Regions from separate parts of the Homo sapiens genome. Here regions 2, 3 and 4 are each linked to region 1. A link is a contact called in ENCODE Hi-C or POLR2A ChIA-PET data. All regions are on one chromosome and are shown on one strand. Each heading gives the region's core, a stretch centred on a gene start or an enhancer-like site at or near the end of the contact. The rest is flanking DNA. Distances are from core to core; before and after follow the strand shown.

Region 1 (6,411 bases), core at 1,074-3,573:
CGCAGGCTGTGTGCCCAGAGTGGCAGCTCAGATCCAATTCTGCACTCATAGTGATACCCACTTTTAATTATATGCAAATTAAGGGACAGTTCATGTAGAAATTTCTAGGAAAAGGGTGGTAACTTCCAGATCATTGGGCTGTTGCCATGGAAAGGGCAGTCACTTCTGGGTGTTGCCATGCCAATGGTAAACTGGCATGGCACACTGGTGGGCAGCCTTATGAAGAGGTGCTTCCACCCCAGGCTTGCTTTAGCTAGTCCAGTGTCCAAGGTCAATTTGGTCCAGTGTCCAAGGTCTGCCTCCAGAGTCCAGTCCCACCCTACCTCACTACAAGTGCCAGTAGTAGGAACAGCAGAGGTGAAGGAAATGACATGGCCCCTCCCCTCATGGAGCTTGTGGTCCGCTGAGGGTCACAAATATAAAACACGCAGCCCATGGTGGGGGTCATGTGTCTGGGGCATGGGGGGCAACTTCTCCGATGAAGTATTGTACAAGCTGGGACCCAAAGCATGAGGAGGAGTTGCCCAGGGAAGGGGGTAGGGGAAGAGTGTTCCAGAAAATGAGAACGTGTGCCAAGGGGCCAGAAGAGGCCAGGAGCAGTGGGAGACTGACTGGGAAGCATGGCTGGGCTGGCTGAGCGGGTAACTGGGCTGGGGGAGGAAATAAGGCCAGGGTTTGCCTTGTTTAGCCTTTCAAATGTCAAGGCAAGGTCAGGCGCAGTGGCTCACCCCTGTAATCCCAGCACTTTGGGAGGCCAAGATGGGCGGATCACTGAAGTCAGGAGTTCAAGAACAGCCTGGCCAACATGGTGAAACCCAGTCTCTACTAAAAATACAAACATTAGCATGACGTGGCGGTGCATGCCTGTAATCCCAGCTACTCAGGAGGCTGAGGCAGGAGAATTGCTTGAACCCGGGAGGTGGAGGTTGCAGTGAACTGAGATCACACCACTGCACTCCAGCCTGGGCAACAGAGCAAGACTTCATCTCAAAAAAAAAACAAGAAAAAAGGTCAAGGCAAATAGGGCTCAACATCAAAATCATTTCAACAGGCATAGAATTGTGGAAATGTTTCCTGCTGTGTCTCCCCTGTTGCTAATTCAGTACATTTTCTCTCTCCCCAGCATCTCCCTACCATAAAACTTAAACCATGAAGCGTTTGGTCCCATGAAGAGCCGTGTGGATACCATCTGCATCCCTGACTAGGGAAGAAGGGGACTGTGACAAAAGGAGAGTCCCTGCTAGACAGCAGCGGGGACTGGAAGCCCCTTTCAGGGCAGGAGGAGGGGAAGGGAGGCTGAAAGTCAGGCGTGAGGCGTCTGGGGGCAGTAGAAAGATTCAGATAGGTTTGGGGGATCCGAGGACATCAGAGCTGGTGCCTATGTCCCCAGGATGCATCCTAAGGGGTCTGCGAGGCTCACCTTAGGCCTGACATTGCACCCAGTGTGGCCAGGCTGCAGCAGATGGAAATGACTGAGGGTCCCCAGTCCCCAGGCAGAGGGGCTGAGGACAGTCTCACAGAGACCCCCAACCCCTGCAGCTGAGTGGAGGAAGCCCAGGAACTGAATGGGATGGTCTTATGGGTTGAAGTGTGTCCCCAAAAAAGATATGCTGCGGCCCTAACCCCCAGTACCTGTGAATGTGACCTTATTTGGAAATAAAGGTCCTTGCAGATATAATTAAGAAGAGGTCATTAGGTGGGGCCTAATCCAATATGAGTGGTGTTCTTAGAAGAAGAGGAAAATGCCATGTGACATTGGAGGCAGAGAGTGGAGAGATGCATTTGTAAGTCTGGGGCTAAAGCCGGAAAGGCAAGAAAGGACCTTCCCCTAGAGGTTTCAGAGGAGGCACGGCACTGCCCACACATTGATTTCAGACTTCTGGCCTCTGGGACTGTGAGAGAACACATTTCTGTGGTTTTCAACCACCGGGTTTGTGGGACTTTATTAGAGCAGCCACAGAAAAAAACAACATATGGGAAGAAGATTGACTGTGAATTGGAAGTTTTCAGGGCAAAGCGAAGTCCAGTCAGCCTCAGAGAACGTGGATGCGGTTCCCGGAGACCAGGGCAGACCAGACCCGCCCCTCCTGAGCAGGTCCAGTGATGGCAAGTAGGGCAAGAGACTCCTGTCCTGGCCCATGCAAGCTTCTCCACACAGCCAGACACCATCTTCAAAAGGAAACAGGAGGGAGACCCCCCCGAGTGCAGAGAAACCACCCTTACAAGGGATAGGGCTTTGAAAGGACCACATATTTTCCTGTAAGAGACGACTTTACAAAAAAAAAAAAAGAGAGACTTTCGGTTTTGTCACCCCTCCTCTCCCCACTGCCAAGACATCAGCAGGAAAGGGGGCACAGGGCAAAAGGAGATCAGATCTGGAAAATCCAGGCTTTTCACACAACTTAGCCCAAGAACGTACATTTCACCCCCTACACTCTTCTGTTTTTTTGTTTTGACACAGAGTCTCACTCTGTTACCCAGGCTGGAGTACAATGGTGCAATCTCAGCTCATTGCAACCTCTGCCTCCCAGGTTCAGGTGATTCTCCTGCCTCAGCCTCCCAAGCAGCTGGGATTACAGGCTCGCGCCATCAAGCCCAGCTAATTTTTGTATTTTTATTCGAGGCGGGGTTTCACCATATTGGCCAGGCTGGTCTCGAACTCCTGACCTCAAGTGATCCACCAACCTTGGCTTCCCAAAGTGCTGAGATTGCAGGCGTGAGCCATCGCGCCTGGCCCCCTACACTCATTTCTACTGATAGTTTCTGCAGAGTTAGGGCACCCTTTTAAGCACCGATACAGGAGAGGCTCAGGCAGGAAACCAAGGTAGGTTTCACAAGTGCATCTGCAGATGGGGCCACCCAGTTGATCACCAGGATGTTCACTGGAGCATGACATACAAACGCAAATGTCAGAAGCAACCTACATATCCACACGGGACTGGGTAAATAAATAATGATAACGGACTCTGTGCCACCATTAAAATTATGCTGTCAAAAGTGGTTTCATGATATGGGCCCAGCATGGTGGCTCATGGCTCTAATCCCAGCAATTTGGGAGGCTGAGGCAGTCGGAACACTTGAGGCCAAGAGTTCAAGACCAGCCTGGCCAACATGGTGAGACCCCATCTCTACTAAAAATACAAAAATTAGGCCAGGCGCAGTGGCTCATGCCTATAATCCCAGCAATTTGGGAGGCCGAGGTGGGCGGATCACCTGATGTTGGAAATTTGAGACCAACCTGACCAACATGGAGAAACCCTGTCTCTACTAAAAATACAAAATTAGCCAGGCGTGGTGGCGCATGCCTGTAATCCCAGCTACTCGGGAGGCTGAGGCAGGAGAATCACTTGAACCTGGGAGGCGGAGATTGCAGTGAGCCAAGATCGCGCCATTTGCACTGCAGCCTGGGCAACGAGAGCGAAACTCCATCTCAAAAATAAATAAATAAATACAAAAATTAGTTGGGCATGGTGGCAGGCGCCTGTAGTCCCAGCTACTTGGTAGGTGGAGGTGGGAGGATCACCTGAGCCAGGGAGGTGGAGGTTGCAGTGAGCCGAGATTGCACCACTGCACTTCAGCCTGAGCAATGGAGCAAGACTCTGTCTCAAAAAAAAAGTGATTTAATAATATGGTGAAAGGTTGTGATAAATGTTAAGTAATAGTAACAATAATAATAAATCAGCCTAAAAGGGTATCTTTTTTTTTTGAGGCAGAGTTTCATTTTGTCACCCAGGCTGGAGTACGGTGATATGATCTCAGCTTACTGCAACCTCCACCTCCCGGATTCAAGTGATCTCATGCCTCAGCCTCCCGAGTAGCTGGAATTACAGGCATGTGCCATCACGCCTGGCTAATTTTTGTATTTTTAGTAGAGATGGGGTTTTGCCATGTTGGCCAAACTGGCCTCGAACTCCTAGCCTCAAATGCTGGAATTACAAGCATGGGCCACTGCCCCTGGCCTGCCAAAAAGGGTATCTGTAATATGATTCCAATATTTACATGATGTTGCTGTGTAAGGCTAACTGCTTTAACCAACAACTCCCAGAGTTCAATGGCTTAACACAACTAAGGTTCATTTCTCCCCAAGACACTGTCAAATGTTGGGCAGCAGGGGTTGGGAAGAGTCTTGACTCTACTGGGTCATTTGGGAACCCTGGTTTCTTCCATCTAGCAGCTTGGCTGCTCACTAGGGTGTTGGAGTCCTTCACTAGGTCCTTCACTGGGTCCTTCCCATCCTGAGAGCATCCAAAGAAGAGAGAACTTGAAGGAGTAATAGAAGATTTTATGGAACAGGCTGATAAGTAAGGGACATTACCTTCTCCCACATTCCACTGGTCAGACCCAGTCATGTGACACTCTCCTTGCAGGGGAGGCTGGGAAATGTAGTCTAGCTGCATGTCAGAGGAGAAGGGAAACAGGATTTGCTGAACACACAGCATCACGTCTGCCAGTTAATATGTATAAAAAACATTACTGCAAGGAAATCACCCCATTTAACAGTCATTATTCCTGGATGGTGAAACTATAAGCATTTAATTTTTTTTTCATATTTACCTTACTTTGAATTTTTTAATTTTCTGAAATAAACATTTAGTACTTTTACAGAGAGGGAAAAATGTAATTTTATAATTGAAAAAATAGTCTTCAGGCTTCTTCTGGGATTTGGACAGGATTGTTTGGTGGTCAGTCTTACAGGTTATATAATCGAAGGAAAGTTGTATCACCTTCTATGCTAGTCTGTTTGGACTGCTGAGACAAATACCATAAACTGCCTAGTTTTATAAACTAGGTAGCTTATAAAATACAGAGATTAGTGCAGTTTTGTTACATATGTAGTAAAAGGGAAAAAATTTAAAATAAAAATAAAACACAATAGAGATTAGGCCGGGCAAAGTGGCTCATGCCTGTAATCCCAACACTTCAGGAGGATCACTTGAGCCCAGGAGTTGGAGACCAGCCTGGGCAACACGGCAAGACCGTTTCTCTATAAAACATGAAAATCAAAATCAAATTAGCCAGGTGTCATGGTGCACACTTGCGGTCCCAGCTACTCAGGAGTCTGAGGATCGCTTGAGCCAGGAAGGTTGAGGCTACAGTGAGCGGTGATTGTGCCAGGCACTCCAGCCTGGGCGACAGAGTGAGACCCTGTCTCAAAAAAGAAAAAAGTAAAGAAAAACAACAAAGATTGATTTCCCACAGTTCTAGAGGCTGGAAGTCCAAGATTAAGGCACCAGCAGATTCAGTGTCTGGGGAGGGTCACTTTCTGGTTCATAGACAGCACCACATCTCTGCATCCTCACGTGGAAGGGACAAGACAGCTCTCTGGGGCCTCTTCTATAAGGGCATGAATCCCATTCCTAAGGGCTCCACCATCATGACCAGGTCACCCCCAAAGGCCCCACCTCCTCATGCCACCACCTTAGGGGTTAGGTTTCAACTCATGTATCTGAGGGGCACACACATTCAGACCATGGCACCTTCCTCAGACTTAAAGTCTCCACCTCTGTAAAATGGAAAATAAAAATGACAGACACCACATAGAGAGCTGGGAGAATTAAATGAGAAAACGTGGAAGTGCTATTGGCATGACTCCTGGCACAGAGCAGGTGCACAGCCGGCATGATTTCCATCGGTTAAATCTCCTTCCCTGCCCATCCACTTGCCCCCTGCTGGGTCACAAGTCCAGCCCTCCTCCTCGTCCCTCGCCCACCCACACCATCTCTCCGACTCTCTCTCACCTGGCGACCCTGCTTTTTATTTCAGAGGGACAGAGACAAGAAGGATAAAACCCAGGGACGGTCACCTTGGCTTCTACCCCTGGGTGCCTGGGCCTGTCCCTCAGCCACCTTCCTGCTTCCAGACATCGACACTCAGGCCCCCAGGCAACCCTGTCTTGCACCAGATCCCAACTCCCCTGGAGGAGGAGCTCCAGTCCTGCTCTGTCCTGCATCACCCACAGTCCCATCCCTGCGGCACAGTTCTCACCAGCATCCAGAAGGGCCGCGGCCACTCCCACCTTGGCAAAGCCTCTGACTGCACCCCTCTCTCCGGCCATCACCCCATTTCTCTGCTCCCCTTTATGGCAACATTTATCAAAAGAGTTGACCAGGTGCAGTGGCTTACCCCTGTAATCCCAGCACTTTGGGAGGCCGAGGTAGGAGGATTGCTTGAGCCCGGAGTTTGAGGCTGCAGTGAGCTATGATGGCACCACTGCTCTCCAGCCCGGGTGACAGAGCAAAACCCTGTCTCTAAAAGAAAAGAGAGAGGGAGAGAGTTCTCTACCTGTTGTGTCTGCTTCTTCTCATCCCAGGCTCCCAGAACTCACTCCAGACAGGTGCCACACCCTCTGTCCACCAACATTGCTCTTGTAAAGCTCATCAATGGCCTTCCCACTGCTCATCCGATGGTGGA
Region 2 (6,411 bases), core at 2,564-5,063, 240 kb after region 1:
CGGCCTCCCAAAGTGCTGGGATTACAGGTGTGAGCCACCGCGCCAGGCGAGAATTTTATTAAGCAGTAGAAATGACTCTCAGCAGAGAGGTGAACTGGAGAGGAGATGGGACGGGCAGGTAATCTTCCCCTGAAGCCTGGCCTCTCTGGATGGCTCTTCCCTGTAGTCAAGCCATCTCCCTGAAGTTAAGCCATTTCTCCTCTGAAGTCTAGCTTCTTCACTCTGAAGTAAAGTCGCCTCTCTCTAGTCAAGCCACTTCTCTCTCCCTACCAACTGAGTCTGGGGTCTGGGGGGGGTGGGTCTTTATAGGTACAGGATGGGAGGTGGGGTGGGCTGTAGGTAGTTTTGGAAAAGGCAACATCTGATTGGTAAAAAGGCACGATTCAGAAAGAACCAATCAGGAGAGAGCAGGCAAACGGATGGATAGAAATTCTCACTTTGGGCCACAGGATTCAGGCTTTTCAGCTGGAAGGTAGGGTTTTGCCAGGGACCCGCCCCTGTCTGCCTAGTATTTCTCTGCCTCCTGCCTCTGTCACAGGCATGCTTCCCAATTTGTGGGATGGTCACCTTGCAGTCTGTACCCTTTTATAAGAAATAAAATCTTCTTTCCTTCTTTAAATGTATACATCTTGATTTTTTTTTTTTTGAGATCGAGTTTCACTTTTTTTTTTCCTTTTTTTTGAGGAGGAGTCTCGCTCTGTAGCCTAGGCTGGAGTGCAGTGGCATGATCTCGGCTCACTGCAACCTCTGCCTTCTGGATTCAAGCTATTCTCCTGCCTCAGCCTCCCTTGTAGCTGGGACTACAGATGCACACCACCTCGCCTGGCTAATTTTTGGATTTTCAGTAGAGAAGGAGTTTCACCATCTTGGCCAGGCTGGTCTTGAACTCCTGACCTCGTGATCCACCCGCTTTGGCCTCCCAAAGTGCTGGGATTACACGTGTGGGCCACCATGCCTGGCCGGAGTTTCGTTCCTGTTGCCCAGGCTGGAGTGCAATGGCGTGACCTCGTCTCACTGCAACCTCTGCCTCCTCGGTCCAAGCTATTCTCCTGCCTCATCCTCCCTAGTAGCTGGAACTACAGGCCTACACCACCACGCCCAGCTAATTTTTGGTATTTTTAGTAGAGATGGGGTTTCACCATGTTGTCCAGGCTGGTCTCGAACTCCTGACCTCAGGTGATCCGCCTGCCTCGGCCTCCCAGAGTGCTGGGATTACAGGCGTTTGCCACCGCACCTGGCCTACATCTTGATTTCTTTTTTTTTTTTTTTTTTTTTTTTTTGAGATGGAGTTTCTCTCTTGTTGCCCAGGCTGGAGTGCAATGGCGCTATCTCAGCTGACCGCAACCTCTGCCTCCCGGGTTCAAGCGATTCTCCTGCCTCAGCCTCCCAAGTAGCTGGGATTATAGGCATGCGCCAGCACGCCTGGCTAATTTTGTATTTTTAGTAGAGACAGAGTTTCTCTATCTTGGTCAGCTGGTCTTGAACTCCTGATCTCAGGTGATTCGCCCGCCTTGGCCTCCTGGGATTACATGTATGAGCCACCATGCCTGACTAGATTTTTTTAAAGTTAACACTGGCTAAATGAATGATATAGTCAGCTATAAACAGATGATAGTAAATAAGTCCATGATCAATACAGACAAATAGAAACAAACACATAGTGAACACAAAAACAGAAACACAGAGAATCAGAGTTGAGGGATTGCAGATGTGTGAATGACATGAAAGTTGATGAAGGCAACATGTACATACTGGCCCAAGTACATGACAGGATGGCCCAGGTAGGTGGAGTTTTGAAAGCTCCCAGGTGATTTAATGTTAGAGCCATTGACTTGTTGACCCAGAACCAGGGCTGGGAGAGGGAACAGGGTCTGGATTTTGAACAAGCCCCCAGGTGACTTGAGGCTCACCCTGCAGAGCCATGCTGGGATAGGTGACAGAAACTGGGGTAAGTATAGAAAGATGAACAAAGCCAGATAGAAGAGGGTACAGCTTGGGAACAGAGCTCTCCACTGGGTTCAAAGGTGAAACCTAGGCCGGGCGTGGTGGCTCACACCTGTAATCCCAGCACTTTGGGAGGCGGAGGCAGGTGGATCACGAGGTCAGGAGTTCAAGACCAGCCTGACCAACATGGTGAAACCCCGTCTCTACTAAAAATACAAAAATCAGCCGGGCGTGGTGGCACATGCCTGTAATCCCAGCTACTGTGGAGGGTGAGGCAGGAGAATCGCTTAGACCCCGGGAGGCGGTGGCTGCAGTGAGCTGAGATGGTGCCACTGCATTCCAGCCTGGGTGAAAGAGCGAGACTCCATCTCAAAAAGAAAAAAAAAAAAAAAGAGGAAACCTAGAGGTAGACAGCAAGGAGAGGTGAAGACCAGTACAAAGCCTCTATCTGAGCCCCAAGGGAAGGCATTTGGGGTCAGGAGCACCTGTAGGTCATCTCCTTGCCTGGGGCTGTGAGGAGCTGGTTTCAAGGTTATCACACATCTGTGCTCCCAGGGCAGCTCATTCTCTCCACCCTGACAGTCACCCAACCTTTGATCTCCTCCTCTCACCACACAGGGGGCTCCAGGCCCCAGCTCCAGAACCCCCTCCCTTCCCGTGACCGCCACCCCAACCCTCCTCCAATTTGGGGAAGCCACAGGGCCTCCCAGGCTGACAAACAGCTGTTCCAGCGGTGGAGGGCAAGTCCCAAGCCTGACTCCGGCTCAGTCACCAAGGTCAGGGCAGAAGAGAGGAGGAGAGGTCAGAGAGGAGGAGTAACGGGAGGAAACCCAAGGGAAACAGAGTGGAAGAAATGGGAATGGGAGGGAGGGGGTGTGAATAAAGAGCGGAGATGAAGAGGCACAAACAGGGGAGAGGCAGCAGGCCTGGGTGGTGGGAGGAGAAAGCAAGAGAGGCCCATTTTAGAGATCTGTTGCACATATTGGTGACTACTCAGTCACTTAGTGACTTTGGGAGACTGAGGCAGGCAGATTGCCTGAGATCAGGAGTTCAAGACCACCCTGGGCAACATGGCAAAACCTTGTCTCTCCTAAAGTACAAAAAATTAGCGGGGCATGTTGGTGGGCGCCTGTAGTCCCAGCTACTCGGGAGGCTGAATGAAGCAGGAGAATCGCTTGAGCCCGGCAGGTGGAGGCTGCAGTGAGCCGAGATCGCGCCACTGCACTCCAGCCTGGGCGACAGAGCAAGACTCTGTCTACAAAAAAAAAAAAAAAGTATTGCATATTTCAAAATTGCTAAAAGAGTACATTTGAAATGTTCTAACCACAAAAAAAGTAGGTGAGGTGATGGATATGTCAATTAACTTGATTTCATCATTCCACAATTTCATCACCTTGTAGGCCGTAAATATATATTTATCAATTAAAACTTTTGAAAAGCATTGGTAAGATGGCAAATAATATGTAATTATGGCGTGTACCTGCAATCATCTAAGAGCACATGTGTTCCAGTTTTAATAATTTTAGTAAAAGGAAAAAAAGAGGCCGGCCCAATCCGCGGCGGCAGGCGCATGGGGGCAGCAGCGAGCACTGCCCAGCAGCGAGCCCTGCCCAGCACAACCTGCTCCCCAGACCAACCCCCGCTCTGGCCGCGCCAAGGCCTCGCCCCCACCCATGTAGCTCCGCCCCACTGCCCTCTCGCTCCGCCCCTGTCCCGCCAGTCCCGCCCCCTCCGACTCCGCCCGGCTTCCGCCAACCAGCCCGGCCCCCGCCCCTCTAGCTCCGCCCCACTGCCGTCCCGTCCCGCCCCGGCACCGCCAGCTCCGCCCCCGCCCCTCTGGCTCCGACCCGCGGCCTCCGCGCCCCGCCCTGCGCGCTCGGGCTGGCTCGGCGGCTGCGGCGGGCGGGCAGGCGGGCAGGCCGGCAGGCGGGTGCGCGGAGGGCTGGTGCCCCGCAGCAGGTGGGCGGGGTGCGGTTGGCGGCGGCGGCTGGGCCGGGGGCTGCCGGCTGCGCTCGGGCCGTGCGCGGCGGCCGTGCGGGCACGCCATGGACTTCAACATGAAGAAGCTGGCGTCGGACGCGGGCATCTTCTTCACCCGGGCGGTGCAGGTGAGGCCTGGCGTCGCGCCGTGCGCCGGGGGCCCGGATGTGCGGCGGGCGGGGAGCACCCTGCGGCAGACGCCTGGGGACGCGGGAAAGCCCTCCCGGGCTGCTGCCCTCGTCCCCGCCGCGGCACACCTCTGCCCCCCTGAGCCCTTGCTGACCGGAAGAGGGAAAGAGCCCGTGCGGCCCGAGCCGGGCCTTGGCCCTGCTGCCTGGGGCGAGGCACCGGTGCCCACCCTTTGGGCTGGTTGGGTTACCCTGCTCCCCTGGCGCCTGCCTGGCTGAGGAGGGGAGGAGGCACCGGCTGGGTGCTACCTCCCTGCCCTTGTCCAGCAGTGACTGGCGCCTGGCGGGGCATTTAGCGACCTGGGTCCCAGGCCCAGGGACTCATGCGTCCACCACAACCCCTTCTCCGAGCCTCAGTCTCCGCACCTGTGCAATGGGCGGCTGGTGCCATGAGTCCCTCATGGCCATTTCACACGTTTGGATAGTCAGGCCGGAAGCCAGGAGTTGTTTCTTTTCTGCTCCACGGGAGGTCTGTTTCCTTGGTCCCTGGGCCTGGGGGATGGAGAGAGGGCTGGGGTCTGGCTGGGAAGCTGTCCAGGCCCACGATGCTGAGATTGGAAGAAGTCCTATCCGTTTAGGGGCAGAGAGTAACAGGCAACTCAACATCATGGGAAGACCTAGGGTCAGGTGTGGGTGGGAATGTGCCCTCCTGTGACCTTGGGGGAGGGGCCTTCATCTCACTGGGCCTCAGTTTCTCAGTCTGAAAAATGGGATCAGTATTCCTGCCTCCCAGGACAGATGCGAGGATTCTGTGGGACTCTGCATATGTGTGCTCACCAAAGGCAAGCTCATTATTGGTGTCAAAGTGGTTAATATTGCACCTGTGCAGCATGTGACCTTGGACAAGTCACTTCTCTCAGAGCCCCGCCCTCCCCTTCTGTAAATCTGGTGTAACACCGTGGTTATGGGATTCAGTGGGATTCCGCAGGCCCGGGGCTGGCCCATCCCAGGGTTCTGGGAGCAGGTCCTGTAGTCTTGTCTTTGTCGTTGTCGTTGTCATCGTTGTTGTTTCTGTTGAGTACAGTTCTCTCCCCACCCCCAACCCGGGCACTCCCCTCCCCAGGAGCCCACACCCAGCCAGCAACCCATGTAGTCATGTTTACTAGAAGGTGCTGTGTCCCGCTGAGGATTAGCATCCCAGCGAGAATTCACTGCTTAATGTGTTCCAAGTCTGGTGGGCAGCCCCAGCCCTAGTGGAGATGCCAGGATCCCAGAGCCCCTCGGATTGGACGGCCCCAGTCCATCTGGGAGGGGGGAACCCACTCTGCTGTTGGTATGGCAACCACACTATCTCCCACATCTGGGAAGAACCTGATCTGCCAGTTCCCTGCTAGGGCTGGGGCCCTGCTGCCTGACCTGGCCAGGGCTCTCAGGACCTAGGCAGGGCAGGGCCTAGGTGTGGCTCCGCTTGGTGGGAGCTGCCCCACAGGGTCACTGTTACTGGAGTGGGAGCCAGCAGTCAGGCCCCAGCCTCGGGGTGGGAGGGAGGGAGCTGAGAGCTTTATAAATAGAGGCTTTCTCTGCTCTGCACGCCCACCCCACTGCTGCCATTTTCCCGGGAGCAGCCTCGGACTCCAGCACCAAACCCCTTCCTCTTGGCAGGATTGGGGCAGAGTGGCAGGCCAGGGGATAGAGAGGCCTGAAATGTGACCTGGCAGGAGAGGCCACAGAGGGGCTCCGCCTGAGACCAAGCTGGCCTGGATGGGAGACAGTCAGGAGGGATGGGAGAGGGGTTCTTTATGATCAATACATGTGATGGGCTCAGGAACCTCCCAGTCCCTGCAGGTACAAGAAACAACTTTAAGAGCCTCCCCGATCCAGCAAGGAACAAGGCCTTGGCCCTGAGATGAGGATCCAGAGGGCAGGATCCCTTTTGTATGGGTCATTCTGGGATGGTCTCCTGCATGGAGGGCCCCTGAACTGTGCTCAGAAAGTAGGGAGGGGCTCATGATGTTGGTCCAAGTGGCAGGAGCAGCCCAGATAAGGGCACCGAGGCAAGAAAACCTAAGGCAGATTTGGACAAGATGCCAGTGGGGGTGGGAGAGGGCAGGAGGAGTGATAGTACTAATACTATTAGTAGTAATTGCAGTAACAGTAATAGTAGTGGTAGAAGTAATACTTATAAAGTCCAGAGAGGTGGTGGCATCGTCATCATGGAGCTAGGCAGACTGCAGTGGACATGGGATGGATGCCGTCTAGTTTGGGAAAGCCTGGTAGAACTTCTCACCTGGGCAGATGTGGCCTGTAAGGGAGGGCGGGGTGGGGAGTGCTGCTCTGAACCTTGGTAAGGAGGGGAGGT
Region 3 (6,411 bases), core at 2,004-4,503, 190 kb before region 1:
TTGTTCCGGCTCCTCTCCTGGTCATGGTGCTGTGGTGCTGTGTGCACGGTCGTTCCTGTTGGTGAGTCGCCTTCCATGGGACGGATGTGCCACAACCTGTTGCTCCCTTTGCCTGCGGGACGGAGCAACACTGTGCTGTCTCCAGTTTCCGCCTTTTACAAATAAAGCTGCTGTGAACACTCATGTGCAAGGCTCTGTGTGGAGGTGAGTTTCATTGTTTTCTTTTTCTTTCTTTTCTTTTCTTTTCTTTTCTTTCTTTTTTTTTTTTGAGACATGGTCTCGCTCTGTCGCCCAGGCTGGAGTACAGTGGCGTAATTTTGGCTCACTGCGGCCTCAACCTCCCTGGCTCAAGCGATCCTCTCACCTCGGCCTCCTGAGTAGCTGGGACTACAGGTGTGCACCACCATGCCTGGCTAATTCTTTTTTTTTTTTTTTTTAATTGAGACGGAGTTTCGCCCTTGCTGCCCAGGCTGGAGTGCAGTGGCATGATCTCGGTTCACTGCAACCTCCGCCTCCCAGATTCAAGCGATTCTCCTGTCTCTGCCTCCCAAGTAGCTGGGATTACAGGCATGCACCACCATGCCTGGCTAATTTTTGTATTTTTTGTAGAGATGGGGTTTCACCGTGTTGGCCAGGCTGGTCTTGAACTCCTGACCTCAGGTGATTCACCTGCCTTGGCTTCCCAAAGTGCTGAGGTTACAGCCGTGAGCCACCACACCCGGCATATATATATACATATATGTTTTTTTTTTTTAGACTCTCGCTCTGTCGCCCAGGTTGGAGTGCGGTGGCATGATCTCTGTTCACTGCAAGCTCCACCTCCCGGGTTCAGGCCATTCTCCTGCCTCAGCCTCCAGAGTAGCTGGGACTACAGGCACCCACCACCATGCCCAGCTAATTTTTTGTATTTTTAGTAGAGACGGGGTTTCACCGTGTTAGCCAGGATGGTCTCGATTTCCTGACCTCGTGATCCGCCCGTCTCGGCTTCCCAAAGTGCTGGGATTACAGGCATGAGCCACCGCGCCCGTCCAGTCTTTAAATATTTTGTAAAGACAGGGTCTCACTATGTTGCCTAGACTGGTCTTGGACCCCTGGGTTCAAGAGATCCGCCCGCCTCAGCCTCCCAAAGTGCTGGGATTACAGGCATGAGCCACTGCGCCGGTGGAGATTTCATTTCTTGGAGATAAAAGCCTCGGAGTGCCATGGTCAGATCCGTGGTAAGAGTATGTTCAACTTTTTTAAAAGTGCCAAATGTTTTCCAAAAGTAGTCGAACCACTTCTCATTCCTATCAGCGGTGGATGAGGGTCCCACTGGAGTGTGGGATTTGAACTCAGGCCCAGCCCACTCCAGAACCTGTGTCTGTCCCTGCCAAGCTTCAGGGATCCTCTCTGAAGGCCTTGGAGAAGGAACCAGCAGACAGCCGGCGGGGGCGGTGCTGGGATGCGGGCTCCGGCCTCTTTGCATCAGCCGAGGGTCCCTCCCTTGTAGCTGGGTCTGGCTTCCTCCTTGAACAGAGTGCTGCCTTCCCAGGGGCTCCTGGAGGGCAGGGGTGGGCACTCCGTGGGCACCAGGCCCACGAGGGGCTCCAGACCCTCCGCGGACCCTTGTCCCTGGCTGGGTTGAAGATGCCCGGAGTCTCCCAGGCCATGCCAAAGGCTTGTGGGGGTGGGGAAGGGTGCGAGGGTTTCACCAGGCACGCGCCAGGGAAAGGGCTTGTCCCTTGAGCTCCGACAGACAAGGAGGAGGAAGGAAGCCACCAGAACCCAGGCAGCGGCCGGGGGGAGAGCCAGAGAGTTTAGCAGCCAAAGCGGGGAGGGGCGACCCTCTCCTTCCAGACCCCAGGGAGGTGGGCAGAAAGCGGGAGGGGCGCGAGAAGGGAGCAGGGATTCTTCATTAAAACTGAACCCCCGGAGCCGGGCCCGCGGCGGCCGAGCAGCCGGGCTGCAGGCGGCCTCCCTCTCGCGGCGCACAGAGGCCCGCGCCGGCTCCAGCCGCCCGCGGCCGACCTCGCGCGTCCTCAAAGCCAGCCTGTCCCACTTCCCCCGCCGGTTGCTACAGCAACTGAGCTCTGAGTAATCAGCTGCACGGTGACCTTTCTTCCCCCGGAGAGCGGGAGGGAGGGAGCGGGAGGGCGGAGGGAGGAAGGGAGGGGAGGAGAGAGGGGGGAGGAGGAGGGAGGAGGAGAATGGAGGGGAAAGATGGAGAGGAGGAGGGAGGGAGGCTGGAGGGGGGAGATGCAGGCGGGGGAGGAGGGAGGAGGAGCAGGGGGAGGCTGAGCTGCTGGTCAAAGCTGTAAATCCCTGCAGCTGGGGTCTGAGGGCTTTGCGGGGAGGAGCTGGCAGTCAGAAGGCGGGAGAGAGGAGGGGGCGGCCGGCAGCACCGTGGTAGGGGGAGGGAGGGGTAGCCAGGGAACTGACCCGGACAGATTCCCTCCCAGGCACCCCTGGCGCCCACCCCTAGCCCCTCCCGGGATGCTCCCCCGAGTCCTCCCTCGTGGAGAGGTGAGGGGACTGTGAGAGAACGGCAGGTCCCCAGTGCTCTCTGGCTCACAGGACAGCCCTCCCGCCTCCGCAGCCGCCTTGATTCCACCATTCCCCAGATGGAAAAACTGAGGCTGGGAGGCTTGTTTACAGTGTCAGGGCCCCGAGCTTGGCCCCTGGGACAGCCCCTCACCCCACAACCGCCACTAGCTGGCAACCAGGTGGAGGAAAGTTCTGGTCCACGCCCAGCCTTCCCACCTCCCTGATCTCTGGCCTCAGTTTCCCTGGTTGTAAAGCAAGGATCCCCACGGCATGGTGTACGCTGCAGTGGCGGGGGAGTTAGGGGGCTCCATGGAGCTTCTCACACCCCAGTGTTGATTTAAGATTCTCTAAGCGCAGCAGAAGCGCGGTGAGGCGAATGTGAGAGGGCCGGGACTGGAGATGCTGGGGATGGGGTGGGCATACTTAGGAGAAGGGGCCCCACAGGTCCCGGAGCGGCCAGGTAGCTGGGGCACCACCCAGGCCCCCTCAGGCGCGGAAACCTTCCTGCTACCTGGTATCCTGCCTACCCCCCCCAGCTCGGCCGCCCTGGGGCCTCTCCGGCTCCAGCTCTTGGCTGGGCCTCGGTGCCAGCACAAGCCCTATCACCCGCCGGCCCTGGGGACCCGCCAGCCGCCTGTTTACGAGGCCAGCCAGCCCCCCGTCACAGCCGTGCCCACGGGGTGGGGGAGGGACGACAGATGGCGGAGGTGCCATTTTAACCAGAGTCTGCAGCCGTTGGGGAAGGAGAGGAAGTAGCCCAGGGCTGGAGGGAGCTGGGACCTTCTGTTGTTGCTGCCCCTGGGGCACCTCCATCCTACCCCCTCTGCACGGGCACCTCTCCCGAGCTCAGGTCTGAGTGGCACAGATCCAACAACCTCGTCACTGGGGCTGCCTAATCTTCCATGGACTCTGTGGGTGCCCCTTGGATCAGCGAAGCATCCGGGGTCCCCCGGGGGCAGGGGCTATAGGGGCAATCTCTTAAGGCTCCACTGTGAGGAGGGCCCCATGACTTCTCCAGCCCACAGCAAGGATCCCCCACCCCCACTACTGACTATGAAATGCAGGCTGCAGGGAGTCACAGCAGGAGGGACCGTGGGCAGACAGGGCTGCAAAGTTCGGCCTGCCTCGAGGCTCCAGCAGGGGAGCTCAGGACGGGTTGGGAGCAAAGTCTGGGAGAGGGAGAGGGGCTCCCCCCAGGCGTTCTGTGCTTTCATCCCAGCTCAGCACCCATGTCAGCCCCAGAACCTCCCCCAGGCTTCCACATTCAAAGCTCCAGCTGCAGAGGGTGCTGACCTCGCCCCTGTGGGGGTAGGGGGCGAAAGGGGGCTTAGGGGCAAGCCAGATGGTGATATGGAGACAAACTGCATAGCTCCTCGGTAACTCTCAGGCCCGTGTTTCACAGGTGAGGACACCAAGACCAGGGGCGTGAAGCCACTGGTCCAGGGTCACCCAGCTGTTGATGGGTGCGCCAGCCCCTGATGGTCCAGGATGAGGAGCACGTGACGCTCTCAGGCCACAGAACGACCGCACTGGAGGCAGCAGCCGTGGCTGTGAGCCTGCCTGTTCCCCAGGGTTCTTGACTCTCTGGAAGCTTCCCTTTGTGGGAAACCTTTGTGCACCCAGGCTTTTGGACAAGTGACACTTGTTTGTACAAGCAGGAGTGGTTTGGATCAAGGGATCGAGGTGATAGCAAGAGCCACTCTGCCTCCCTGAGCACCCGCAAAGCCCTGCTCTGGGCCTCACATGTGGTTTTTGTTTTGTTTTGTTTTGAAACAGGGTCGGGCTCTGTCACCCAGGCTGGAGTGCAGTGGCATGATCACGGCTCACTGCAGCCTCAACCTCGCAGGTTTACACAACCCTCCCACCTCAGCCTCCCGAGTAGCTGGGACTTTTGTTTTGTTTTGTTTTGTTTTTAATTTTTTGTAGAGATAGGGTCTTCCTATGTTGCCCAGGCTGGTCTCAAACTCTTGGGTTCAAGTGATCCTCCTGCTATGGCCTCCCAAAGTATTGGGATTATAGGCATGAGCCACCACGCCAGACCCACATGCGTTTTATCATAGGATGTCCTGGCTATCCTGGAAGGTGAATGCTGCTATTATATCCGTTTTCAGATAGAAAAAAATGAGGCTTAGGGAGATGTGGTGACTTGCCTCAGATCTCACAGAACCAAGCATGAGAACTAGGATCAGAATCCACTTTTCCTTGACCTTAGAGATGGTCTCAACCCGACTTGTATCAGCCAGATTTTTCCAGATTCAGGAGTGTGGATGTTTTCCATGTCGGATTTTGCTATGAATAGAATTCTGAGTCTCAAACAGTGTGCTCTTTGCTGTATGCCAGTGCTACCTCCACCTGCCTACTTATTTATCCGCCCATCCTCCCATCCATGTATCTGCCCCTCCACCCACTCATCTGCTGATCCATCTGCTGATCCATCCATCCACCCACCCTTCTATCCACCCGTCCGTTCACTTATCCACTCACCACCCAACTATCCAAGACCTCACTCACCAATCCATCTTCCCATCTACACATCCATCCACTCATCCATCATCCATCCATCCATCCATCTATCCATCCAACCATCCACCCATCTACTCATCCATTCATCCACCCCTCCGTCCACTCATCCATCCATCCACGCACCCATCTACTCATCCATCCATCCACCCATCCATATACCCACTCATCCATACATTCATCCACTCACCACCCACCCATATAGTCATCCACCCTCCACTCATCCATCCATCCATCCATCCGTCCATCCATATACCCTCCCACTCATCCATCCATCCATCTACTCATCCATTCATCCACCCATCCATCCACTCACCCATCCATCCATCCATCCACCCATCTACTCATCCATCCATCCATCCATTCATATACCTACCCATCCACACATTCATCCACTCACCACCCACCCATATAGTCATCCACCCTCCACTCACCCATCTATCCATCCATCCATCCATCCACTCATCCATCCACATATCCACCCATCCATTCACCTATCTATGCACCCATCCATCCAGACATGCATCCACTCACACCACCCACCCATCCATCATTCATCCACCATCCATCCATTCAACCATCTGTCTATGTACCCACCCATCCACACATTCATCTACTCACCACCCACCCATATCCCTCCACTCATCCATCCATCCGTCCATCCATCCATCCACCCATCTACTCATCCATCCATCCATCTACCCATCCATCCACCTATCTATGCACTCACCCTTCCACACACTCATCCACTCACCACCCACTCATACAGCCATCCACCCTCCATTCACCCACCCATCCATCATCCATCCATCCAGCCAACCATCACCCATTCACCCATTCTCAATCCACGCATGTTTCCATCCATCCACCTACCACTGCCCACCATCCATTCATTTTATTTTTATTCTGAGCCTTGCTCCTACACCTTTTGGTTCTGAAACATATGCTTCTGTGAGCTGACTGCTGATACTGTCCCTGTGGAAGTCACTGACTCCCACCCCTGGCTTAGCACACCAGTTCTGACAGGTCCCACCAAGGCTGCAACTCCCACGTAAGAGGGTCAAGCCCCCCTTCTTCCCGCCTCACCTCCACTTGGGTGGGAATTAGACTCTGGGTTCTTTTCTTTCCTTCCTTTCCGGAGTCACTCACTTCTCCACCTGGGTATTTCAGCCCCAAGATAGAGGCCTCAAAAATGTGGAAAAAGAACAAGCCACTAGCTCACTCTCAGAGCCTCACCACCCTGCAAAAGGACATCGATTATCAGGGCACAGGGGAGCATGCCATGGGCACCTGAGCCAGTCCTGGGACCAGGCACTAGCAGGACAAGCTGGTCTGGAACTGGGCAGCCTCCACATCTGCTTCCAACCT
Region 4 (6,411 bases), core at 2,527-5,026, 140 kb before region 1:
GGGTTACAGCGAGGTCTTTAGAGCTGCACAGGCCTGCCTGATTTAATCCCAGTTCTGCTAATTGGCTGTGTGGCCTTGGGCAACTTACTTCCCTTCTCGGAGTGGGAGCTTCCCCACCTATAAAAGGGTCATAATGTGCTTGTTTGAGGATTCACTGAGCTAAAGCATTACAACACCTAGCCCAGAGTAAGAACTTGTTATAACCAGCAGCATATCCGAGGACCCCCCGGGAGCCAGGTCCAGGGTGGAGCGCTCACACACAGCAGCCCCCATCTTTAGGACCAGGCAGGTGCTGTGACCCACCCTATTTCATGGATGAGGAAACTGAGGATAACAGGAGATGAAGTGCTTGGCCAAAGCCACCGTGCCAGGCAGTGACAGGGCTGAGATTCAAACGTGGGCCGTGGAGACCGTGACTGGGCCACGTCCTGCCGGCTACTGAGCAGGAACAAAGGCCGGGGCGGGAGGGCGGGGCTGGAGGGGTGCTTCTCCCACCAGCTTCTGGAGGTGACAGCACGGAGGAGGGGAGGGGAAGCTGGGACAATCTCGCTGATTTACGGCTTCCAGCGGGATTAACTGCACCATCTGGAGGCCACGCGTCCACCCGGGTGTGTTAGGAACCCCAACCCTTCGGTGTAAATGGCAGGGGGAGACACGGTGGATGGCCGATCAGCTGTGAGCCGCCGGGTTGACTGTGGGGACCATGTGGGGCCCACCTGGCTTTCTTCAAGCCACCATCTACCCCTGAGGATGTCTCCCACTGAGGGGGCTGGATCTGCACCAGACTCAGAAGATTCCAGAATGGCTGGATCCAAGGGTTCAAATACAAAGGGAGGGCTGTGGCCGGAGCCACCGAAAAGTACAGGGGGTGAGCAGGAAGGGCAGGGGAACAACAGAGACAGGAGCAGCAGCTGGACACTCGCTCTCAGGGGTGTGTGACAGCGACTGCACCATCTTCCAGCTGTGTCCCCAGCAAGTGACTTCACCTCTCTGAGGCTCTGCCCCTTCATCTGTGAAAGTGGGATCATCGTGGTCTTTACCTCACTTGGTTGTTTTGAGGGCAGAATTAGATAAGGAAATGTACAGACCTCGGTGGAGTACCTGGCACTGAGTAAGTTCACAATCAATGGTGGTTGTGATTATTATCCCCATTTGCCAGATGGGAAGACTGAGGCTCAAAGCAGCTCAGGGACTTGCCTCGGATTACACAATGGGTTGGTGGCAGAACCCCTGGCCTCGGCTTCTCCTGACCCCAGTCCAGTGCTCCTTTCCTGGAGGCTGGACCAAAGATGAACCTGCCTTGGGACACAGCCAGCCCCAGAGTGTCAGAGACCCAAGGTGGCCATCCTGGGTCACACCAGCTCCAATGACAGCTTCTATGTTCTAGCACCTACTGTGCACCAGATGCCATGCCACGAGCTTGTGTGCACCACCTCCAGGAGCCATCACCACCTGTGACACGGGCACTGCGCTATCCCTGTTGTCCAGATACACAAGCTGTGGCTTCGGCAGAGCCGGGATCCACCGCCAGGACTGTCTGGTCCTGGAATCCCGGTTCTCAGCACAGGCTACTGCTGGGCCAAGGTGGGGCTTCTCTAGACTGTAGCGACAGCTCCCAGGCGCCTTCTCCCTATGTGTTCATCTTCTCCTTCAAGGAGAGACGGCAATATGGCACCCAGACCTCCACCGTGGATCCTAAGTCTTCTGGACACCAGACAAGTTTCCCCTGCAGGGCGGGGTTCCTTTCTCACATCTGGAAAAGGGGGGTGGGGGAAGGAGGGAAGAAGAAACATCAGCCCTAGCCCCTCCCTCCCTTCAGCCAGCACAGGGCCGCAGTGGGGGCTCAGGCTGCTAGGCGATGGTGGCAGGAAGGAGGTTTGAAGCATGCGGTCCCCCTTCCCCGCACACCCTGTCTACATTCCCATCTGGTCAGCCTGCTCGCTGAAAGTTGAAGTCCGCCTTGTACAAAAAACAAAAGCCTCCCCTTTCCAATGCAGAAAGCCCCAGAGACCGGGGCCACTCCGCTTGCCTTCTCTCTTGGCCAGTGTGGCCAGGACAGGGGCCGGGGAAGTGACAGCTGCCCTGCTCAGGGGAGAGAGATCCCAGTCCTGGCTCGGGTCCTCTCTGGGGCCATACCCCAGGAGCAGCTCGCGGAGCCTGTCCCCGCTGACTCCCACCGGCTCCCGCCTCGCCCGGCAGCCCAGGCCCCGCGACCCCTCCCCCTAGGACCTCCCAGCCTGGCCATCCGAGATGACCTTTGCCCCTTCCCCACAGAAGCCCAGACCTCTGACCCTTATTAAAAACAAACCAAACAAAATCTGGAGAGAAAAAAAATTCTCCACAAACACCTGAGAGATGATCGCGTGTCCCCGGCGCACGTACACACACACACGAGCACACACACCCCAGCCTCAGACACGCGAGGCCGCCTCCACATAAACACGCTGCTGGAGGGCGGGTTTTGTTTATGAAACGTCCAGGTTTCTCTCAACTTTGGGACGGGTGTGGACTGTTTCAGAGTTTTCTGCGGGATGAGGGAGCCTGCGGGCGGCAAGGATGTATTTTCTGCTTTGTGCTCTTTGCTGGTTCAATCCGGGGAGGGGGATACGTGAACAAAAGGACCAGGAAACCCAGGAAGGGGGCCCCGGGGCAGCACCCCCACCCCCAGGGGAGGTCGGGCTCCGGGAGGGCAGCCCCGGGGCCTGGGAAGCCCGGACTGGGCCTGAGCTCCGGAGGGCAGGGCTGCTAGCCCGTGTCCCCTCCGCGTCCCCGCGCTGGGCCCAGGGTCTGTCGCTTCGAAAACGTCTGGGACCGCTGGGCCGGGGTTCCTGCCCCCTCCTCTCCTGGCCTACAGCGCCTGGAAACCAAGGAATCCGCCCGGAACAATGGCAGGGCGGCTTTCCAAAGGCAAACAAGGAACGATTTGGCTTTTCCTTCCCCCGGCCCCCGAACCACCACCTAAGCGGGCGGCAGGGGCAGGTCTGGGGGTCCAGGTGGCCCCGGCGCGGCGACGGGACACACCCGCGACGCCCTCGTGGGCCAGGCCCCGCTGCGCATGCGCGGGTTGGGGCGCAGGCGGCCGCGGCCGCCCGCGCAGCCTCGCTCTGGCCCGGTCTCCGTGGCAACGGGCTGGGGGGAGGGGCCGGGCGGCGCGGGCCGCGGTGGCTGCTATTTCTGCCGCTTCCTGTTCCTCGTGGCCACGTCGCCATGGCAACGGTGTTACTCACCGCGGCCGCTTCCCGGCTCGGCTGGCGCGCGTGACCCCGGCCGCTCGCGCCCCCTCGTCTCTCACTTGCTGTGTTTTCCCCTCTTCCCCCGGGCGTCCTCCTCCTGCACCCCGGGTCCCCCAAGCAGCGCGCCCCGGTGCCCCCCACCCTTCCCCCTCCTCCCCGGTGCCCACGGCCCGGGACGAGGGGGAGGGAGATTGATGGGGGACGCTTATTAAAAAACATTGTAACCGTTTCCGTTTTTATTACGTTGACAAGGGAGCGTTATTTACTGTTATTGTTTGCCGAGCGGGCCGCGCCGGAGCTCGGGCGGCCCCCCGGGAGCTCACCTTCAGGCCGCGGCGGGCGGGGGCCGGGGCGGGGGGCAGGGCGAGAGCAGGGGGCGTCGGGCGGCCGCGCACCCCGGGGCCCTGCTCCTCGCCCCTTCCCCCGCCACCCCGTCCGGGCCCCGCGGCGGGGCGCGTTGGCGCGGGGAGGGACTGCAGAGGCCCGGTGACTCGCGTTGAAGGAGAAAGGCAACAAAAAATAAAAAAGGAACAGATGACTTCATTCTCGGGAAGGCTCCGTCCTACACGGACCAATTTCCTGGGGACTGTGGTGGAACAGCCCTGCTGCCGTTGGAAGCACTTAAAACTAAACCAGATAAAGACCAGAACATTCTGGGCCCTGCTGAACCAAGCCAGGGCAGGCTGCCGGGGCATGCAATTTCTGGCCACATGGGGAGGTGGGTGGCCTCCCTCCACCCTCAAAGGGCGCCTGGCTTCCAGTGTCCCAAGATTGCGGGTCCTGTGGGGAGGTGTCCACCGGGATCAGATGGGCCTGAAGGACGCCCCCAAGCCCCTGCTGGGATGTTAATGTCATCCTGCTAATTAAAGTTTGTGATTCTGTTCCTAACTCAGCTCCCCACTCTTGGACATTATCAGCTCAAATGCATACAGTTGCTGCTCTGGACAGGGAAGCCAGAGGAAAAAGCCTCTGCAGTGCACACCATACCATGGGTTCAGAAAAACAAATGTTGGCCGGGCACGGCCCGCCTGTAATCCCAGCACTTCGGGAGGCCGAGGCAGGAGGATCACTTGAGGCCAGGAGTTTGAAACCAGCCTAGTCAACATGGCAAAACCCAGTCTCTACTAAAAATACAAAAATTAGGCGTGGTGGTGCACGCCTGTAATCCCCGCTACTAGGGAGGCTGAGGCATGAGAATCACTTGAACCTGGGAGGTAGAGGTTGCAGTGAGCCAAGATCATGCCACTGCACTCCATCCTGGGCAACAGAGCAAGACTCCATCTCAAAAAATAAAAATAAAAAAGTGTTTACACTTACAAGCAACTCCTAGTGAACAACCCAGGTTTTGGAAACAACTTTCAGAGACCCCTTTAGCCTGTTTCATGTTTTCTTTTTCTTTTTCTCTTCCAAGGACATGCGGTTAGCCTTTGGTCACGGAGACCTTTGCCCTTTCAAGATAAAGTGATCTTCAGCTCTCTTCCCAGCACCAGCCGCTCTCAGCTGCACAGCCCTCCCTGAATGTGTGAACCAAAGTCACTGGTTCCAAGAAGAAAGAGCATCCTCCATCCCCACCCCACCCCCACCCCCACCCCACCCCACTCCCACCCCATCCCACCCCAGCGCTTGTGGAGTGTAAGACAGAGGTTCCCAGCCCTGAGATACGGACAGGCATCGGGCAGGCCTATACCTCCCTCCACGCCGAGTCACCAGCACTCACCCCACAGGCTGACCGTCCACGCAGAGCTGGTGGTGGGTTCAGAGGGTTTAGCTGATGCGAGAGTCGGAGCCCTGGGCAAAGTTTGTGACAAAATGACAGTAGACACCCAGTGTTGCAGAACCCCAGATCTGGGAGGACTTCGGAGATTACCCAGACCAACTACCCCCACTTCTTGTTTTACAGTTGGGCAAACTGAGGCCTGGAGAGGGGAAGGAGATGGGGCTAAGATGCGCCACCAGCTGGTGATAGAGCCTAGATGGGACCGTGGCGCTGTGCCTTCCATTCAGGTGCTGGTTGCCCCACTCTTTCATCTGTGGAATTATCTGTATGATCAGAAGTTTGGGGCTGGGGGCAGGACAACTGTCAGTCAGGGGCCACTGTCGCCAGAGTGCTAGGGTTCAAATCCTTCCTTCTCAGCGAAGCCTTGGGCCAGCGAGTTCTTCTCTCCAAGACTTGGCCTCTTTATGTGTTAAGTAATGGGGGTAATAACTGACCCTGGGCCGGGCGTGGTGGCTCACGCCTGTAATCCCAGCACTTTAGGAGGATGAGGAGGGCGGATCACTTGAGGCCAGGAGTTCAGGACCAGCCGAGTCAGCATGGTGAAAACCCATCTCTCCTAAAAATACAAAAATTAGCTGGGCGTGGTGGCGGGCACCTGTAATTCCAGCTACTTGGGAGGCTGAGGGAAGAGAATCACTTGGACCTGGGAGGCAGAGGTTGAAATGAGCAGAGATTGCGTCACTGCACTCCAGTCTGGGTGACAGAAAGAGACTCCGTCAAATAAATAAATAAATAAATAAATAACAGAGCCTGCTCTGAGTTTGTCTTAAGGAAGAAAGGCCATGACGCAGGTGAGGGCCCTGGACTGACCTGGTACTTTCTAGAACTTAACTGATGCAACCATGGCGATGCTGGTGGTGGTGGTGGTTGTAGTGGGTTAAATGGTGCACCCCCCAACCAAATATGTCCACACCCTAATCCCTGGAACCTGTGAATGTGACGTTATTTGGAAAAAAGGGTCTTTGTTGATGTCATTAAGTTATGGATCTTGGGAGGAGGTCACCCTCGATGACCTAAGTGGGGCCTAAATGTCATCACAAGTGCCTACGGAAGAGGAGAAGCTGTGTGTAGACGTAGGCAGAGGGTGGAGTGATGCAGCCACGAGCCAAGGAGCACCTAGAGCTGCCAGAAACTGGAAGCAGCAGGAAGGGTCCTCCCCGAGCCTGCTGAAGACCTTTGGCCTTCAGAACAGCAAGAGAATCATCTGTGTTGTTGTAAGCCACCAGGTTTGTAGTGATGTGTTCCTCAGCCGTAAGGAAGGAAACAAATACAGGAGTGTTGAGGTTGAGGATGAGGATAGGGTGATGATAATGATGGTGGTTGTGATGTTGATGGTGGTGATGGTGATGGTGGCTGTGATGTTGATGGTGGTGGTGATGCTGATGGTGGTGGTGATGGTGA

The links. A loop is a pair of places that touch in the nucleus more often than their neighbours do. ChIA-PET counts read pairs that join two places held with the same protein, here RNA polymerase II (POLR2A). Pooled maps may share reads with other maps.
Region 2: a pooled map shows a loop between it and region 1 (21-fold over the local background). The contact joins the promoter of SH3GLB2 here to the enhancer-like site in region 1. A Hi-C loop is called at or near these places in 4 of 50 pooled maps. POLR2A ChIA-PET finds 5 or more read pairs at or near these places in 3 of 52 experiments (HCT116, HepG2 and WTC11).
Region 3: a loop to region 1 is called in a map with no recorded cell type, with 9 times the contacts of the local background. The contact joins two enhancer-like sites. A Hi-C loop is called at or near these places in 8 of 37 single-sample maps with no recorded cell type and 8 of 50 pooled maps. POLR2A ChIA-PET finds 5 or more read pairs at or near these places in 3 of 52 experiments (RWPE1, WTC11 and naive thymus-derived CD4-positive, alpha-beta T cell).
Region 4: a loop to region 1 is called in a pooled map, with 14 times the contacts of the local background. The contact joins two enhancer-like sites. A Hi-C loop is called at or near these places in 23 of 37 single-sample maps with no recorded cell type and 5 of 50 pooled maps.

The regions. Positions count from the first base shown.
Region 1 is chr9:129,266,795-129,273,205 of GRCh38, reverse strand. No RefSeq gene overlaps it. Among named protein-coding and RNA genes, the nearest start is that of LINC02975, 12 kb to the left of the region's middle. Within about 2 kb of position 2,323, at least 6 of the 41 ENCODE cell types and tissues checked have a DNase peak (open chromatin) inside an H3K27ac peak, as active enhancers do.
Region 2 is chr9:129,025,733-129,032,143 of GRCh38, reverse strand. It overlaps SH3GLB2 (SH3 domain containing GRB2 like, endophilin B2), which reads left to right and starts at 3,813. Exons shown (of 11, transcript NM_020145.4): 1 at 3,813-4,052. The coding sequence starts at 3,990. RefSeq lists enhancers at 2,097-2,836, 2,837-3,576, 4,261-4,824, 4,825-5,388, 5,389-5,952 and silencers at 3,451-3,880, 3,921-4,430, 5,313-5,544.
Region 3 is chr9:129,456,158-129,462,568 of GRCh38, reverse strand. No RefSeq gene overlaps it. Among named protein-coding and RNA genes, the nearest start is that of LINC00963, 29 kb to the left of the region's middle. RefSeq lists a silencer at 1,731-2,020 and enhancers at 1,660-2,283, 2,415-2,935, 2,936-3,457, 3,834-3,883. Within about 2 kb of position 3,253, at least 34 of the 41 ENCODE cell types and tissues checked have a DNase peak (open chromatin) inside an H3K27ac peak, as active enhancers do.
Region 4 is chr9:129,410,561-129,416,971 of GRCh38, reverse strand. No RefSeq gene overlaps it. Among named protein-coding and RNA genes, the nearest start is that of LINC00963, 75 kb to the left of the region's middle. RefSeq lists enhancers at 175-674, 1,268-2,087 and silencers at 2,669-2,808, 2,949-3,158, 3,269-3,438, 3,459-3,538. Within about 2 kb of position 3,776, at least 41 of the 41 ENCODE cell types and tissues checked have a DNase peak (open chromatin) inside an H3K27ac peak, as active enhancers do.